Regions from separate parts of the Mus musculus genome. Here region 2 is linked to region 1. Evidence: chromatin loops called from intact Hi-C (ENCODE). Cell type or tissue: heart. All regions are shown on one strand. Each heading gives the region's core, and the rest is flanking DNA. Links, peaks and the distances in the headings are about the cores only. Region 1 holds the start of Sppl2a (signal peptide peptidase like 2A). Region 2 holds the start of Gabpb1 (GA repeat binding protein, beta 1).

Region 1 (7,045 bases), core at 1,727-5,726:
CTCAGATCACAACACAAACGTATGCCCCCCCAATAAATAAATAATAAAAATAACCTTAATAACTTTTATAAGTATTTTAACTAAAATACTTTTCTTGTCTTCCTTCCTATGCCTAGAAAGATAAGGAAACAGTAAAAGGTGACAGAGAAAGATACACAAAAGTGAAAGGTGGGAGACATGCAGACATCCTCAATCGTTCAGAATACTGCTCCCTCCTTCAATAGGGGTTCTTCCCATCTTCTCTGTGAACAAACCTATCTCTAAATAAACAAAGAAGAACATGTCCATTGCAAACCTGAGCTTTGGTAGGGTGTGGGGAAGTATGCTCATAGGACTTTTAATTTGTATAGAACACAGAACTTAGTTCTCTTTGCAATTTAATACAGTGAACATTAAATTGGGTATTCAAAAAAAAGAGATGTTTCCCTACAATAACAATCTTTTTTTAAAAAAGATTTATTTATTTATTTATTTATTTATTTATTTATTATATATAAGTACACTGTAGCTGTCCTCAGACACCTCAGAAGAGGGCATCAGATCTCATTATGGATGGTTGTGAGCCACCATGTGGTTGCCGGGATTTGAATTCAGGACCTTCGGAAGAGCAGTCAGTGCTCTTAATCACTGAGCCATCTCTCCAGCCCCCTACAATAACAATGTTAATGTTAGAAAATAATTATTTAAAAAAATCTGTTGTGCTATTTGGTGGATATTTTTCTTTGTTTTCAGATATGAGCTCAAATGTACGACTTTTTTTCTTTTTCTTTTTCCTATTTTAAGCATACTGTTGTTTCTAAGAACAGTAGGTTTGCTTCCAACATCTCGCCTGCCAGTATATCTACAAAATGACCCATAAGCAACCTACAGGAGTCCAAGTTGTCAACCACCATTCTGACCATGCCTTCATCCCTCCTTTCTTGAGAAAGCAGCGGAGTCACGTGACACTTGGCTTTACGTTGTGCTGAGATTGTCCTTCCCTGAACTAGTAAATGTTTAAATTAGTATCACCTGGAATTGTTGTATTATACCATCAATAGCTGTTTAAAAGGAACCAAATATTTCCAGTTTAAAAAATAAAAAATAAAAAGAACACAAGATCCAGGGAAATGGGTCAGCAGTGAAAACACAAGCAGCCACAACTAACAGTATGCTGAGAAATATGGTACTGCAGAGGTAGGTTGTTGCTTATGACAGATTATAGCTGATGATATGGTTCATAAGCCTTTGACATTAGTGTGTAGGAGAAGTTTGGAGGTTTGGAGGAGCAGTCTAGAGAAAGCCTACCATGCTATAAAAAGAGCTTATCAAGGCCATTCTGGGGAGAGAACAGAATAGCGGGATGCTGCCCTCAATGCAGATAGTAAAAAAGCAGGCTCATGAATTTGCAGACGGAATGATGACTCTATCTGGAATTAGGCTAAATGCACCATGCTGTACCATTCTGGTAAAGAACTTGTCTTCATTTTGTCCAAACTCTGACCCTGTGGGAAGCTGAGTTTAAAGGACTGAAAGAGGCAATGTCCGGGTAGCACATTGTTCAGATTATCTCACACAGGTATTAATAGATATTTGTAGTTAAGATTTATGCTAAGAATCAAAAGCAAAGCCACTACAAAAATATTTGGAAATCTTATAGTTTGTTCAGAAAAGGGACATGTTTAAAGTCGCAACCAAGGGAACCTATTACCAACTTTCCAAACCTTAAAAACAAAACAAACAAACAACAACAAGACTCTTATTCCTCAGCTGGCTAGGGATTTAGCTCAGTCGAGCACTCGCCTACCATTTATGAAGCCATTTGAGCACGGTGGTTCATGCCTACAATCCCCACGCTACAGTCAGACAGTCAGACTCACTGTTATTCTTGGGGAGCTCAAGGGCAGCCAGTTTCAGACCCTGTTTGGGGGAGGCCAAGTACTTCAGGGACCATACCTAAAACAAGCTTGCTAAATAGGTCAGTGGTGGCACAAGCCTTTAAGCTCGGCTCTTAGAGGAGGCAGAGGCAGGGGGATCTCTGTGTGTTTGAAGTCAGCCTGGTCTACAGAGTGAGTTCCAGGACAGCCAGGGCTACAGAGAAAAAAAAAGTCTGAAGAAAGAATTAAGACAACAACAAAAATAGCATGCTACATAGGTAGCCGTCATTACCCTTGTATCCATGACATCCATCATTACCCAGGTATCTTCTGAGCTCTTTAATAGCAACCACAGTGTGGACTTAACACTTTGTATGTTCTGTTTGGTTTGGTTTGTTTTCTTGAGACAAGATTTCTCTCTGTAGGCTGTCCTGGAACTCTCTGTAGACCAAACCGGCTCCAAACTCAAGAGATCCACAGACCTCAGCTTCCTGAGTGCCCAAAAAATGTGGGTTTATCAAGAGTAGATGTATTACTGTGCTAAATATTGATTTACCTTGAGAAAAATTAGTGGAGCTATGGTATAAGTACGTAAACATTATTTCGTATTAATCATCTTAAGTTCCCTGAAATGAGTTAAGCTTGACAGCTAAGCTAGAGGGCCGAGACATTTACATATCCTGTGAGTTTTCTTTGGACCTAAATGACACTTGTCTGGTTATTCAGTTCCTGCTTTAAAGATACAAAGTAAAGCTACTGTGCTGTCATTCTCTCCTCAAAATACTTTTTGAATGGGTTCTCTCCGAATGCTGTCCAGCAAAGTTCCTAGAACGCCAAAGGCTACCTTAAAAAAAAAAAAAAAAAAAAAACTGTTTGGGGCTTAAACCTTCTCCATGACCTTTTCAAGCCCAGAGTGACAAAGCAGTCTTTCAGAGAAGTGATGGTTTTTAAGTAATAACTACATACACAGTTTACACAACAGTGTGCAAACAATACCGATACAAATTTCCCAACATCAAATGTCAGAAAAGAAAGTGAACAGAAACAAAATCTAAAACACTGAGAGTTAGCTTCTTGGTCACACATTGGAGCTCAAATTACTTTGATCCCGAATTTTAAAACATTATTTCAGCAAATATGGGTATGTGAGCGCATATTTGTTATTTTTTTCTCAACCAGACTTTGACCCTTTTAGACGTCAAACTATTCAAACCTCTCATTTCCCCTTTAAAGGTATTTTAAAGTATACCTATATGAAAACAAAAGCATAATACAAATCCCATAGTATAATCACATGTACCTTACATAGAAGGCACTATCTGGGAGTGAAAGGAAAGTATATAGATATTCATATGGCTATAGAGAGAAATGTATGTGAGCGCAGTCAACAAAAGAGCAGGCCAGAACGCTAACACCTGGAACCCTGTTCACACCGGCCCCTCCATCCGCCTTTTTCTAGGCAAAAGGCAGCAGTAAGATTGGGCTACACAGAGAAGCACAGAAGTGAATTCTTTGAATTAAGAAGAAAAGATGCCAGCACAGTGAAAAATTATAGAGAGGGCTCCAGGACCAAGGAGGAGGAAGCTCCCCACCCACTCCTACCCCCGCCCGCGGGTTTCTCCCAGGGGTTGGGCATTTCGCTGGATTTCGGGGGCTGGGGGCGGGTGAGGAATGCTGGGACTCAAGGACGAAGGCAGTTAACCGGGCCCGGGCAGTGGGAGAATGGGAAGCCAGGGTAGAAGGAGAGGAAGGGGGAGGTAGGGAAGGAGGAGGGATGAGGGAAATCCGGAGGAGGTTAGAGGGAAAGGAAGGGATGGAGGGGGAGGGGGAGGAAGCGGGAGGAAGGGGAGGGAAAAGCGGAGGGGAGGGGAGGGGAGTGCGGCTCTCACCAGTCCGAGCAGGCAGCTCCAGAGCAGGGCAGCCGCGGGAGCGTGCAGCGAGTGCAGCAGCCCCATCCCACGGGCGGGCAGCTAGGCTCAGGCTGCGCTGGCGGCACCCGGACCTCTAGGGTGCAGCCCCGACTTCCTCTTCCGGTCCCTCCCGCGAAACGCTAGGCCGGGACTCTGTGGGTACTGTCAGCTCCTGGCAGAGCCGTTTTAGCTGCGTAAATCCTGGGTTCTCGTTCGGTTCCCCCTAACTGCGGCCGCCGCCCATTCCAAGCCACTGGAGCTTCGGGTTTCAGTTTCCTTTCTGGCCTCTGCCACGTAGCCTCGGGGCGATCTTCGTAAATACGGAACCCAGACGAGGCTCCTCTCCACACTTGGCAGCACAAATCAAAACTCTTCCTCTGCTGCTAAGTTTACGTCACCTCACCCTGTTTTCTCTGTCCTTGGTTTCTCTACTTTCCCACCCGTTAAGATCCACAGACCCTCCAGGCGGGCAGTCTCTGGGGAATACACTCTTGGTGTTCCCTTATCACTTACTTAACACTTCCTCCCTAAAGAGGGTTTCCTAGTACACTTCATCTTAAGTACCCCTTAATTCACTTTCATGCTATGATTTATTTGTAACCTTCATAGCTTTTTTTTTCTTTTTGTTATTTATTTATTTATTTATTTATTGCTGTTGTTGTTCTTGCTTTCTTTGGAAACATCCTCGACTAGTACTGAACTCACTTTGAAGATGATGGCCTAGAACTCAGAGATCTTCCTGTATCATAGGCATAAGTCACCATGCCTGAGGTTTTGGGGGTCCCTCCCCCCATTTTCTTATACTCATCTATGTATCTCCCATGCTGCTATCCAGTTAATGGAAGGATCCCTCTTTGCTCTGTTGACTGCTGTGTCCTTACACACAGAATATCCAGTGTATACTAGGTTGTCAAATATTTGTTGGATGACTATTTAATACCAAACACTGAATAGGACAGTGTTCCTGTTATCCTAAAGGAGGGACACAGCAAGGACTACAGATGTGTGAGCAAACACTGTTACAAAGCAACCTTTCACAAGGAACTCCACAAGGATCCAAGGGAGGTAAAAATAGGGCACCAGGAAGAGAAAAAAAAAAAAAAAAAAAAAAAAAAAACACCAGCCCTAGCTGAGTATAACTGACTATTACCTTCTGTGCAAGTTAATTTCAGCTAGGCAAAGAGGAAGGAAGCATTAGTCTGAAAGCCAAGGGAGGCAACTACAGAACTACAGAACTACAGAACTGGACCTTGGCTGAAGTTAGGAGAGGGGGAGAGTGAGAAGAGGCAGAGGGTGAAATAGTTGCACAGCTTGGAACTTGAGACTTCCTCATTGGCATCTTCCTGGGGGAATTCCTGAAGGAAGCTCTCCCACAGTTCTGCGTGGGTTTTTTCTGTAGTTGTCTGTCCCCTGGCTTCCCCCTCTGGTCCAGTTTCAATCTATTTGTAACCCTACCAGCTGTAAGAACCCCCTAGACAGAAACTGCCTGTCAAGCATTGTTGCATTTACTCTCAGCCACTTTTAGAATCCTTCTAGGACACTGATGTTTAAGCTAATCTCCCCTTTCCACTGGGATCCTAGATACTTGCTCATCTGATGAGAGCAATATATCTGGATTTTAAAAACATTTCCAGATTTAATATACAGCCAAGCTTAAAAACCTTTCATTATTTAGTGTTTCAGAGTGCTGGCCTGGACCACGGCTCCTGACTGCAGTTTCAGCATCACCATCCAAACCTATTGAATCCGAGAATCAGAGAATGAGCATTCCAGAGACCTCATACTGCTACCTCAGTTTAGCTCAAATAAATCTTACTCCTGACCTTCTAAGTTGTCTCAGGGGAACATTTATACTCTTAAGAGCTTCTTGTTGGATGAGAATTCCTAAAATAGGACACGAAAAAAGGAAAAACTATACAACAATAAAATCAAATTCACTTCACCAAAATAAAAACCTCTGTTCTTTGGAAGATATGTTTTTTAAATATTTATTTGTGTGTGTACTTTCATAGACACCTACATGAGCTTATGTCTACTATGTGTGTGCAGGTGTCTACAGAGATCAAAAGAGGACACCAGATCCCAGAACTGGAGTTCTAGGTAATTATTGATTATAAGCAGCCATGTGGATGCTGGGTATTGACCCCAGGTCCATCTCCTGAAGAGCAGCCAGTGCTCTTAACCACTGAGCCATCTCTCCATCCCCTGGAAGATATTCTTAAAGGAATAAAGACCACTGTAGACTGGGAGAAGACAATCATAAAGCATCTATATATAAACAAACACACACACACACATATATAAACATATATGTATTTATATGTTCATATATATATATATATATACAGATATATAAAGAACTCTTATTATTCAACAAAAAGACCAAAAACTGGAAAAGGAGTGCACAAATTCCATGGACCTACAAGAATGGATGGAATGAAAATTATGTTGCCAAACATCGGTTACAATGTGGAGGAGCCAGAATTCTGGTGGCGATGTAAAGTAGCGCAACCAGTTTCACACACGGGCTTTTCTTGTCTAGTTAATCATACCCTACTGTACAACACAACCATTCCTTTTTTAGTGATGGACCTAAGAGAAATGAAAGCAAATGTTTGTGAAGACAGGTCCACGAAGGTCTAAGTGGCCCTGTGATGATCCCAAACTATAAGCAACCTGCTGTGGGTTGGATGTAATTTGTCCCTGCAAGGTTCATGTGCTTGAAGGTTTGGTCCTCAATGGCTAGGGTTGAGATGACAATATCTGCAAGAGGAGGCACCTGTAATGTCTGCTATGCTCATCCATGAGGTCATTGGCCGAATTCCTTCTTTTGTAAAGGCTGAATCAATTCCATTGTGTGTATCATAGTTCAAAATCCATTGTTTCTCTTTGTTCAACTATATACACAATACATAAGTGTGTATAATATGTATATATGTATGAATAATTTTAAATCCAGGTTCCAAATATGTCTTTCTGCATCTGGCTTATTTCACTTAATATAATGATTTCCAATTGCATCCATTTGGCAGTAAATGGATAATTTTATAATGCAAAAAATTTCCATCGTGTATATGCATCATACTTTTTTTTTTTTTTTTTTTTTTTTTTGGGTTTTCGAGACAGGGTTTCTCTGTATGGCCTTGGCTGTCCTGGAACTCACTTTGTAGACCAGGCTGGCTACAAAATAACTTTAAAAGTCCCACAGTCTTTACATATTAAAAGTTCAATCCTTTTAAAATATCCAGTATCCTTTAAAATTCAAAGTACTTTAAAATT
Region 2 (7,045 bases), core at 1,188-5,187, 260 kb before region 1:
AGTTAAAGTGCCGGGGCTCTCTTACACTGATACGAAATAAATAAAAACACAAAAACCTTACCAGAACCCACAGCAAGACATTTATTATATCCCACTTAGCCTAAAAACTTGAATAATTTCCAGCTAAGATGGATATGTTTGAAAGAAGACACTACAATGAACTCCTTCCAAGGTTATAACATTAATTTGCATATATGTATGTCTGTATGTATAAACACATGCATATGCATACACACACACACACAAATTCCAAGATTATTGACTACAAGGGCTCTCAATAGTGGGGCTGAGAGCCCACAGTAACTGTACTAGCTTGGGCATGGTGGCTCATGCCTGTAAGCCCAGCCTGTAAAACTGAAGCAAGGGAATTACTCCAAGTTCAAAATCAGCCTGGACTACACAGTGGATTTGGGGAAAATTAAAGCTAAACTGAAATTAAGGAAAAAAAAAAAAAACAGTAAAATTTACTGATCTATTAATGACCTAAGGCAGCAGTTCTCAACCTATAGGTTGTGATCCCTTGGGGTGAGGGGTGGGGTCAAACATCACTTTCACAGGGATTACCTAAGACTACCGGTGACAGATATTTACATTACAATTCATGATAGTTGCAAAATTAATTACAAAATAGCAATGAAATGATTTTATGGTTAGGGGGTCAACAAAACATGAGGAACTGTATTAAAAAGTGGCAGCATTAGGAAGGTTGGGAATCAGTGCTCTAAGGCATCATTGTGACCACTTTCTATGGAAGAATTCATGTAATTATTCCTACTGTACAAATGAGACAACTAAGGCACACAGGAGTCAGTATCAGCTCCTGTGACCAGAAAAGCTTCAACTGGTATTCTTCAACTTTTTTTCTATCAGGATAAATCAAGTCTTGTCTTTGGAGAACTTACTCTCTGCCTACATCTCTACTGCCATAAACATCCACAGTCCAAATAAAAATGCACTAACCTTTGTGGACAACACTGCAGAGCTGAGAACACAGGTTCTAATTCTAACTTCTTCTGACACAAGATTTATCTTTTACAGGGATGAAGGAACAATCCTCCTCAGACAAGGAAAATGCTAATTACAACTGACCCCAAGTTGAGACACTTGTTACTGAAATGTAATTTTTAGTTAAAAAGCCACTGGATCACTGGACAGCTACCCACACTCATATTACGACTGCAATTATACATTTATAAACTAGAGCAGAGAAAGTGAATGGGTCCCAACACATACCTTAATTTGTACACTATATGACATGTATACAATGTCAAATTGTCATATTTGTCAATATGTAAACAAGTTCCTAGATGTCCAGGAACTTGCCTTGACATGAGTCTCTAAGATAGCCGGTGAGATAAGGATTGGACATCATCAGTGCATTTACTAACAAGACAACTTGCAAGAAACTTGAGCTCACTCAAAAATTAATTTCTGACCTAAAATTTCATGTGACAATTTTTGAATTTGTAATGTTTGCCTCACCTATACCTAGAGATACCACGGGTTTTTAAAATGCCGGGGGAGGGAGGGAGGGGAATAAAAACGAGGTTAAAATTAAGATCCAATTTTGATATGCATAATAGCAAACATAAAAATGCACCTGGCACTTTCTGACAATGACATGAAGAATGGCCAGATGCTTCCTGTTGATGAAACAGCAGAGGTCAACTGACAGAATCAGACGAGGGTTTTAAGAAACCACTGGAAACTCAGCTTCCTTCCAAAGCCATTAGCCCCAAACTCATCTTGAACTATTACAGATTAATCGCCCACACCCAAGAAACCCAGACTGAGTCAGGGAAGAGGCTAAGACTTACACATGCAAACTACATGTGCATTTTGTTTCGGCAAACACCTCACTTCCCACGGAAGTCTGAAGCGCCTAAGATGCACGTGTCCTCGTGAAGAAGGTACTTACAAGCGGGTCTTTACACGCTGATTATATGTGTACATCGTTAAGCATATGAACTGGAACTTTAAAATGTCTTGTCACTTGGACTATTTCCAGATATCAAGGCTACTGGTAAATTATAATCTCTGCAATGCTTAAGCATCTAAATGGCCATCTTTTAAAAAGTTAGAGGCCTCTCCCCCAAACTACAAGAATCATTCTTCTCATTCAGTTTGTCTTTCACAATATCTTGATTGTACTTAACATGCTGAATAGAAGGATGGGATATATCATGTTTTTTAAAAAAAGCATAATATACATACAGTGTTTTCCATTGGCTATGTGGCATATCACAAGACTGTCTGCAAAAATTGACTCAAGAATGTTTTCTGTTAAACTAGGCTTTAAAAAAGACTTTCGAAAGTGCAAAACAATGTGACTCTTGCCTAAGTCATGAGTTGACACGTTACTTTTCATTTTTGACAAAATAAGAAAAGCGAATAAAGGGATAAGAGCCATCAGTTCCCTTAAAACTTAAAAAGTCAGAGTCTGAAGGCCTAAGAGCCAAAAAGCTATCAGTTATATTTAAATTAATCTGGGTGAATCTCTGTGAGGTAGACTATCGTCTGCGTACTAAATTCGGTGCGTTTTCAATTCTGGGAAGGCCACTACTTCCCTAGAAAAAGCACACCACCGTTCTTTTTTACCCCCAGATAAAAATTACATTTCAGAAAGTAACTTGCCTGAATAGACAACAAACCACAGTGTCTGCAGAAAGAACTCTTAAAAATTACTCCCACGTTATGAAGCTCTCTTTCAGAAGTACTGTGGTCTCGCTCCCTGCTTTAAAGCAAATGTGTCTGCTAGACACAGTGGAAATGGGCTTAAAGCAAAAGCTTCAAGGGAAAAAAAGCCAGCAGGTAGGCCCGCTTTCCTTCGCTCTCATTTTGGAGATGCACACTTCAAGGCTAAGCCCGCGGCTTCAACGCCGTGGGAGAGGTTCACAACAGCACACTCAACACCGATCTGTGCCCAGGCAAGACATGACCGACGAAACTCGCGGCTTCTTTCCGCACCCGCGCTCGCGTGGGTTCCGGTGGCGAAGTCTCCGGGGCAAAAGTCTCGGCCACTGAGAATGGCAGGCTCCGTCCCTTCCGGACTGGCCCGTCTACCCTGCCCCGACCCGGCTGTTCGGGCCGAAACCCGAGCGCCCCGGGCTCCGCGGGGCCCAGCGGGGCAGCGCGGCCCGGCCTTCCCTCCCGCTTGTCGTCGGCCCGGCCAGGCCAGGCCCTCAGGCCGCCGAGACAAAGGAGCGGGCGGGGACAGCGCCGCCTCTCCCGCCGCCTGCCCCGCCGGCCCGGACCCCCACGGCCATGGCGACCCCACCGCAGACCCGACCCGTGGGGCCCGCAGGAGGCCGCGGCGCCTGACCGAGGAGGGGGCGGCGGCCGCCACCATGTCTGCCGCCCCTCCCAGAAGCCAAGCGCCGGGCGGACAAAGCGCGGCGGCGGCGGCGGCGGCAGCACGGACACCCAGGCCGACCCCGCCGACCCCCGCCAAACAAGCGGGGCCAGGAGCCCCGGAAACCCGGCGCCTTAATGCAATAAACAGGAAATCGCGGGGATGATCTGGGTTCCGGGGGAAGTGGAATTATTTTTTACCAGCGAAGAGATCAACTTCCACATCCGGTGGTAACAGGGCCCTACACAGACCCGCACTGACCTGGAAAAGCTTCGGGAGCGGCGGCGGGGGAGCAGCGGGAGGAGGTGCGGGGACCGCGGCGCCTCGGAGCCGTCAGGGCAGACGCGGCCCCGCCACACACAGAGCGCTTCGCTGCACAGGGCGCTATTTTCCGAAAATGCCGCGTCTGCTCGGCGCCCAAAATCCCCACCGAAAAGTCCCCGTCGGCGCGGAGGGACACGGCGGCCGAGCTCCCAGCATGCCTGCGGCGGCCTCGCCAACCCGCGCCCGTTTCCGCCCCACTGGCCCCGGGAGCGAGCCTGCCGCCGCCCTCCCCCAGCCCCGTTCCGGCGGGAGAAAGGGATGAGAGGGTCTGCTTCTGACTTTAAACGGGGAGAAAGGAAATAAGCCATTTCTAGCGTTCGGCCACACAAAGGCTGCGGCGGAATGATCCGCGGGGCGACCGCAAGTCCCGGCTCGCCCGGCGCCTGCGCGGCAGCGGGGTGAGCGCTGCGGTGGCCCTGTGCGCGGCTGGGTGTTCCGCGCCGCGTCGCGGGGCGGGATGTGTGGGAGTTAGGGGTGCGTGTGCTAAGTTCTCCCCCGGCGTGACACGGAAAGTGCCGGCATTTCGGGACGCTTGGAGCTTGGACTTGACTATGGGGTGTTCTAGCAGATTCCCGGCAGGCGGAAGGGCAGCCGGGTACCTAAGATTTAACTTACCGTGGTCCTGGAAGGTACCCGGAATCGCTGGTTGTGGGGCCTGTGCGGGAACAAAGGATGCCTGTCCTCTTCACCTGGTGTAAACTGGTCGTGTGTGACGTGGATGTTTCTGTGGCTTTTTTTTTTTTTAATGTTGTAATAGTGACGCTTTTCTCCTGTCTGTATTGTCAGGATTTTTGTTGATTTGTTTTCGAGGCAAGGTTTCTCTGTAACAGCCCTGCCTGACCTGGAACTGGCTTTGTAGACCAGGGTGGCCTCAAACTCAAAAGAATCCGCCTGCCTCTGCCTCTCAATTGTTGGGATTAAAGGCGCGTACCACCATGCCTAGTGACGTATTTTACTTTCAATGAACCAAGAGTTGATTGGGAGATGATGATTTGTGAAGGAAAAGCCTTATAAATTTACTTCACATGCGATTTTCAAAGTTCCACTTTGATATATTTCACCGAAAAGTCCACTACCCGTGGAACTTTTGGCGTCAGGTATCTAGGAATGAGAATATCGGAGACAACCGAGAATAACCTAGGAGCAAAATGGCTTAAATGAGATCCAAATTGTTTACAGACTTCATTTGTGTTTGTGTGTGTCTGTCCTCAGATAAGGACACTTGCCCTTATTTTTTGGTTTTTCGAGACCGGGTTTCTCTGTATAGCCCCTGGCTGTCCTGGAACTCACTTTGTAGACCAGGCTGGCCTCGAACTCAGAAATCTGCCTGCCTCTGCCTCCCGAGTGCTGGGATTAAAGGCCACCACGCCCGGCTGCCTTTCTTATTTATATAGTGAAAGTTTGTAGCCAGTGTAAGACATAGCAAAGTAAACAGAATGGGGAGAGCATAGTTCATGTTTTTTCTTTTTATTTAATATTTTATTTCAGGGGTTTTTGGTTAGGTTTGGTTGGTTGGTTGGTTTTGAGATAGGGTCTCGCTTTGTGAAGCTCTGACTGCTCTGGAATTCACTCTGTAGACCAGGCTGGGCTCAAACTTAAAGAGGTCTACCTGCCTCTGCCTCCCAGGTGCTGGGATTAGAGGGGTGTACCAATACTGCCAGCTCTTATGAATTTTTTTAAATTGTTATTCCTTTCCATAATATTTTGAGTAAATAGTTAATTGCCTTAATTGTGCTATAGCATCTAGACGAGTATACATCATCAGTGGTTATGCCAGAAAAGCTGAATGTGGTGTGATTGCAGGAATATTCCCCTGCCACAAACAGACACACACAGTAACCTTACAGAGGAATCAAATAGCTATATAAAAGTTATATAGAAATCAGAAATTGGTGAAGGCCATCCAGTCGAAGGGAACAGTAATGCAGAACTAGAGAGATGATTTCGATCATTCCCAGAAATGGACCTGTAGAGGTTGAGTGACCTCCTTGAATGTCTCCTTAATGAGTTGGTGTTTTTGACTGGTAGCTATTCAGTAAAAACGCCCCAGGCATGGAGAAGCAGTAGTTTGGAAAACTGACTACACAGGTTGAGGTAGTCACAAGTAGGAATCAAGGAAATCACAACTGCTTGTTAGGAATTTGGAGAATGCTTGACTGGATGTGAGAATGCCTGAAGGAGATGTCAAGGAAGGTGACTCAAGTTTGTCAGAGTACTTGAGGGTTGGCAGTGTGTTCACTGAAAAAAGCAAAGGGAGAGGACTGCTAGGGAAGATGAAGCTTCTGTGTGACCATGGAAAGCCTATGGGCCTGTCTAATCAGCTCTGTTCATTCCTTCAGCAGTGCTGGAGTGCCCATTCTTTTTCTCTCTTTTGAGACAGGGTTTCTCTGTGTAGCCCTGACTGTTGTCCTGGAACTCACTTTGTAGACCAGGCTGGCCTCGAACTCAGAAATCTGCCTGCCTCTGCCTCCCAAGTACTGGGATTAAAGGCGTGCGCCACCACTGCTCGGTGTGGAGTGCCCATTCTTATAGTCCTGTTCTGTGAGCTAGAGAAGATAAAAGTAGCAGCTAAGAACATGGCTTCAGCTACTGTTGCTGGTAAAAGGAAGAACAACTAGAGTTTTAAAATGGATGAAGGATAATATCCTATAATAATTTCACAAAATGAAAGGGTAACTGGATAAAGTAGTTCTCCAAGTGGGAAAAAAAAAAAAAAAAACAGACAAAATACTGGCACTTGGTTCCAAGTAGTCTCCCCTGAGGTGGTGTCTGAGCTAAGCGGTCACTGGAAAGAAGTGGGGCAGTTTGTGAAGTTTAAGGGTACCTCCAGAAGGCCAGTAGGCTGATGTCTAGGGGAGCAAAGGGAAGGTGGGAAGGATTAAAAGTCTGCAGCTTCGGGAAGATGAAGTCACCGTTGAAAGTTTCAAGAATGGAGTCACACAGACAACAGTAGAGATGGAGAAAGCAGATGGTTCCATGAAAGTTATTAGGCATAATCTGTCTTGTTCATTAAGTGTGGAGTGAGGGAAAAGGAAACAGTAGTGCTGTCTAAGCTTTGAGGGTGATTGCCTGAGCTACTAACGTCAGGTAAAAGTATAAGCTGCACAGAATTTTGTAGTAACCTCATTAAAAGTAAACGTGAGCCAGGCGGTAGAGGCGCGCACACACACACACACCTTTAATCCCAGCATTCCAGAAGCAAAGGCCTCTTGTTGGATCTGAGTTCAAGGCCAGTCTGAATACAGAGTTCCAGGACAGGTGAAGCTATACAGAGAAGTCCTGTCTCAAAAAGCCAAAAAAGAAAGGAAAGAAAGTGAAATTAATGTCTTTGATCTATATGAAGTACAGTTTTATTCCTTTCTCACTATT

What was found. A loop is a pair of places that touch in the nucleus more often than their neighbours do. Peaks named below come from ENCODE experiments on the same cell type or tissue, not always from the same donor. Only the 100,000 strongest peaks of a DNase experiment are listed, where the experiment ranks them.
Region 2: it touches region 1 in a loop (4-fold over the local background); 1 of 42 quality-filtered maps calls a loop at or near these places.

What each region holds. Positions count from the first base shown.
Region 1 is chr2:126,929,202-126,936,246 of GRCm38, forward strand. It overlaps Sppl2a (signal peptide peptidase like 2A), which reads right to left and starts at 4,034. Exons shown (of 15, transcript NM_023220.2): 1 at 3,746-4,034. The coding sequence starts at 3,811. In heart, for the core only: a CTCF peak has its summit at 3,861; a DNase peak (open chromatin) is centred at 3,900; H3K4me3 peaks cover 1,974 bases; H3K27ac peaks cover 2,116 bases.
Region 2 is chr2:126,671,743-126,678,787 of GRCm38, forward strand. Gabpb1 (GA repeat binding protein, beta 1) reads right to left here and starts at 3,850. Exons shown (of 9, transcript NM_001271468.1): 1 at 3,614-3,850. A630026N12Rik (RIKEN cDNA A630026N12 gene) reads right to left here and starts at 3,545. Exons shown (of 1, transcript NR_166192.1): 1 at 1-3,545. In heart, for the core only: no CTCF peak of the experiment used is centred there; DNase peaks (open chromatin) are centred at 3,559, 3,909 and 4,069; H3K4me3 peaks cover 3,694 bases; H3K27ac peaks cover 2,672 bases.